Linked DNA regions of Mus musculus: region 2 is linked to region 1. Evidence: chromatin loops called from intact Hi-C (ENCODE). Cell type or tissue: left cerebral cortex. All regions are shown on one strand.

The links. Hi-C counts contacts between places; a loop is a spot of excess contacts. Peaks named below come from ENCODE experiments on the same cell type or tissue, not always from the same donor. Only the 100,000 strongest peaks of a DNase experiment are listed, where the experiment ranks them.
Region 2: it touches region 1 in a loop (2.4-fold over the local background); 9 of 42 quality-filtered maps call a loop at or near these places.

The regions. Positions count from the first base shown.
Region 1 is chr5:48,121,866-48,124,365 of GRCm38, forward strand. The region is part of intron 4 of Slit2 (slit guidance ligand 2); the gene reads left to right. Among named protein-coding and RNA genes, the nearest start is that of Mir218-1, 100 kb to the right of the region's middle. In left cerebral cortex, no CTCF peak of the experiment used is centred here; a DNase peak (open chromatin) is centred at 1,041.
Region 2 is chr5:48,036,770-48,039,269 of GRCm38, forward strand. All of the region lies in intron 4 of Slit2 (slit guidance ligand 2), which reads left to right. Among named protein-coding and RNA genes, the nearest start is that of Slit2, 55 kb to the left of the region's middle. In left cerebral cortex, a CTCF peak has its summit at 1,436 (motif pointing right); a DNase peak (open chromatin) is centred at 1,442.

The DNA of each region.
Region 1 (2,500 bases):
GTGTCCATACAACTGAAGCCCAGAGAGAAGAGTGCTGTACACATGAGATTTCACAGGGGCTATGAAAAATCTTGATAATCTTGCACTGCACTTGATGCAAGATGTGTGCTCAAGTACAAGGTTCATAAAAGCTGGGGTTAAAAAAAAGAAAGCATTGCCTAGAAAAGCTCCAGTCCTTATTCCATTTTTTCTTACCAATATGTGTCCCTCTAGCAACCATTATTTTACTGTCTACTTCCAGGAGATTAACTTTTTAAACATCCATTTATTATTAATAGTTAGGTAGTTTCCATTTGGGCTTTTAGGGCTAAGGTTAAATTATCCCAAATGAAAACACTGTATCAGGCTCAAAAAATAAATATTCCAAAACACAACATGAAGTCTTTTGTTGGAAACACGCCAAGCTCAAAAGCATGCACGACTTCTCCTATGTAAATTTTGTTCTTGTAAGTCCATGATTCTGTAATGAGACTCAAAATTCTGTTTTACTTTAAAATGGTAAATGGCTAAAAAAATTGTAGGTGGAGGGAGTCAGAGTCATAATAACAGTTTGTTTTCCTGTGTAGAGATCCCGGAGAGTTTATGTTGCTCACCTTCAGCAAGAAATGGACTCAAAAGTTTTCACATCCACAAGTTCAATATTATCTGTAAACAACTTTGAAGGGGTGCTGTGTTGAATATTCTAGAAATAGCATCAACAATCATTTTAATAGGGAAAAATGTTTCATTTTTCAATTTCTGGAAAACAAAATTATAGTGGAAAGCAAAAATATAGTGAAAACATTCTAGAATTTTCTCCTGTTATTTTCTTTCATTTAATCAAATTTGCCATCTCTCTCAATGGCTCTGCCACTGCTTTTACTAGCCCTATTCAAAATCTCTGGTTGGCAGGCAGTGGTGGGGACTTGGCTGTGTAATCACAACAGCTTAGTTGCGAACAATCCAGCGGAGCCTCAGTACATGCTACTGGCAGAAACATGAAAGCACCTTTAGATCGCTAAGTGCTGGGATGTGAGTTCTGCGGCTGCCCATCTTTTGTGTTCGAGTAAAACTAAGCAGTAGCAACTTGAGAAAAGGATGAATGTTCTGTACTCAGGGGCCTTTAACTGAGTTCTGGACTTGGAAATATTTGGGGAAAACAAAAAGTTTCTTTGCAAAGTTCAGGCCTCTAAGAATCCATAGTGGAGGAAAGCCAAAGACCGAAGATTTTATCTGCAGCACTTTGAAAGGCCCTTTCTGTGATCAAAAGAAAAATGCAACAAAACACATTAATTGGCAGTGCTTATGATAGCTAAGTCTTTTCAGCTAGAGGCTGAGCTGGTCCTTCAGAGGAAGGAAAGCGAGAGGCAATAGAACAGTGGTGGTCAGCAGCTCATTATCTCTACCTGTTGTCAGTCATAGTGTGTGATTGGTACAAATAAATTACAAAGTTCTGGATGACAAATGGCTAGGTTTATGACTGGGGATGTGAACTTTTGCTTTGACTCACTTCTAAAACAAGATCAATAAACAACCTGTTCTATCTTAGTAATTAGCGGGGATACTCTCTCCATAGGATGTGGTGTCTAGTTCTCTACCTACAGCCAAATAATAGGAGAACAGAATAACATATAATATGCTCTTTCATTTTGTTTTTCTGTGTGTTATATTAAACCAAGGTTTTCAGCTTGGAAAATGGAATTCTAGCAAATAAGCTTACATCAAACCTGTTTCCAGAATTGAACTTTCCTTCTGCTCTCCAGGTAAAATTCAGGACTTTTCATATTTTGGTTTTGATTCAATAACGATAAGTTACGATGTTCTGGCTCCTTAAGCTAAGCATCTTTTACTTTCAAAAGCTCTACTATATCCTCATCCCCTCGGACCACATTTTTCAGTTTGCTCACTCCTAGGAAATTAAACTAACTTGTCATGTTTTTATGTCTCTACACTGATTGTTGTCATAGCCAAGCCCTTCTAAGTTACGTAGGGACCAAGATCATTACTATCAAGTTCAGGGTAGAATCCCTTCTTCTAGTCTCCACTAGCCACTAAGTAAATTGTAAAGGACACTCTGTCTAGAAAGCCTGAAGATCAGCTGTTTGAAGTGCCTGGGGACAGAAAGAAAAGTGTGTGACATAATGACAGTTAGCATTGCTGTGTAAATATTTAGGGGGCAATGATCTTGAATATACTTTTTTATGCTAAACTATCTGTGAACAGAGACAGGAAAAACACTACAGTTCTTATGCGGTGTGTGTCTTCCTTTGGGTTCTTATTCTGCCTCCCACAAGACGTTGAGCTCATATTTGCTTACATACACTTTCTATGGACCACTATAAGTTAATGAGCTGTATGAATCTCAATGCAGAATCTCCTCTCTCTCTCTCTCTCTCTCTCTCTCTCTCTCTCTCTCTCTCTCTCTCTCCCTCTCCCTCTCCCTCTCCCTCCCTCCCTCCCTCCCTCCCTCCCTCCCTCCCTCCCTCCCTCCCTCCCTCCCTCTCTTTCCCTCCTTCCCTCT
Region 2 (2,500 bases), 85 kb before region 1:
TAAGTATAGGACTTTGGAAATTATAAGGTAGAATGCATTTAAAGGAGTTTTTGAAGGGGAAATTCAATGGAAATTTAATGTAATGTAAGACATTCTAATGGACTGTTAACGTTGGTAATATGAAAGATACCTCTCAAACTGATTGCCTTGTTTGGTGCCTTTTTCTCAACCTGCATCTGGGGCTGAGATATATTGCCAAATGAACCCCTAATAAGTGACATGCAATCAGTGGGTTGACAAGGATGTATATACTGAGAATTGTCTTCATGAAATGCTTGTTATTTGCAACACAGTTTCATGGAATTGTTGCCACAGTGTGAGGAACATCAAGACATGTCATGGTTGAGGATGGAGATTCAGCCACACCACCATCTGAGCCCAGCCAGTACCAACATCTACATAATTTTGTATCTCACATATACCTCAGCACCTTACAGAAGTTTTAGAAATAATAATCTATAATTTTATTTTAAGGTATTAATATTCTGGTCACCTTTTACATAATAATGTGCAACCCTAAGTGGAAGCAATAAAAGTTCTAACACTGACCTGCAGGAGGGTGAACTGCAAGATACCTTCAAGGATTTAAGGTAAAAAATTTAAAAAGACTATTCTGCTCATGTTTACACCTCACTCTGAATTTCTGAAAAAGAGAAGACATATTTGTCAGTTCATTTTAGGACTAACAGACATGCAACAACATCTGATGGATGCAGTATAGGAAGAAAGCCACACTTAGGATGGACTTAGAAGTTATGTATTCACTGTAAGAATGAATAATGTGGTGGAGTATTGTTTTGTTTTTCTCTTTCTTTTCTTCTTTTTGTTTGTTCGTTTTATTTTCATCATAGATTTTTTGTGACTTATACAACACCCACACCACTATGTACATATCGAGAAGGAAGAAAACATAATTGTCACCACACTGGACTTGGTTAAATAAGAACTTAGGGTAAAATTAAGGCCTATAGTACCTGTTGAAATAACCTAAAATTAATATATACACGTATATTTATAGCATAGGAAAAGCCAAGCTCATACTTTATATTCAGCTGAATCTAAAGTATGTAATATTACATGTGGGAAATCTCTAATTATATACACAGCTTGTGTACTTAAGTAAGAAAGTTTGGGTTAGCATCAAATAAAGACATATGATGCGTGGGGGCTTAGTGATCCCTTCCTGACAAAAAGGTGTAATTGGAAATTTCTAAATAAATGGTGTACATAGCATTTCTTAAGTGTACACAGGCTGTTCAAAGCTGTGAGATCTTCCTGCATATTTTTGTACAATTACTATACCTTTGTGAATCTAAAAGTTCAGTTTTGTAACAAAACAGAACCTTGTTCATCCTAGAAAAGGGGATGCTACGAGCAGGGCACTGGCCAAGTGACGGAGAGTGGGCGAGAGGAGAGCTTCTGTCAGCTTCTGCAGCTAAAAGCAGCAGGGGGCAGTAAAACATTTTGATTCAGGGACAGAGGATGGAGCAGGTCAGCTGAGACAGACACAGACTTCTCTCAGGAAATGTTTTGTTCCGTTTTAACCCACAAGACTCTAATTCTTCACTGCTACTCCTGTCTCCTTTCTCACAGCCCTGTATTGAGGGATAGTAACAGATACTCAACCTCGATATTAAACAGGAACTACCCATTCAGAGAAATAACTTTCATTCCTTTCTTAATTAAATCTGCGGTCGAATCTGTTTCCTTGCACAAAATATAATGCCAATTCAGGTTTGGATTACATTTTCTGCTTCTATGTAAGTTTGTGTGACAGTCCTGAGAAGTGGGATAAAGTGAGCCACACGTGGATTATAAATTTGATAAGGAATGGAGTGGTTGGACTTTCTCTGTGTTTGAGATCATTAAAGTAGTACTTTTGTGTGCATTCCATTTTATTCTTTGTTCCTGATTGTACCTTTCTCTGGAAGGTTCATTCTTTCCTGTACTTCCAAGCAGGTATTTAATATTTCCTGTATGAGTCCAAGATATCATTATAATCATTATAAGTCTTAATTCTTGAGAATTGAGTTCTGGTTCAGGTTATTGCAGATCACTTCTGGTATTTTTCCAGTGAAGAATATTGATATATTTTATTAAATGCTCCATAGAATTACCCATTTCCAGAATCCCTGTACTCAACTGTCTACATTGAAAAGAGTAAGAAGAATTGTAACCAGCCTTGGAAGACTGAGGCTAAAGGATTAGGTGTATGATGCCAGCCTCAGATGTACGAGTCTGTTCACAAAACAATGATCGTTTAAATAGAATATATGTTTTGCTTATAGGGTTGTAGAAACCAGCCTCTGGGTACACAGGCTATGGGTATAGCTTCTCTTCTGATTGATGTTGAATGTTTGTCTGGACTGTAATTTCCATTCTTTTTACTGGATCTTCTATGTGCACCATTCAGATAGCCTGGAATATAGGGATAAAAAGACAGGACAGGACGCCAACATTCATCAAGTGCTTAAATGTGTTTCCTTGACTCTTCATGTCA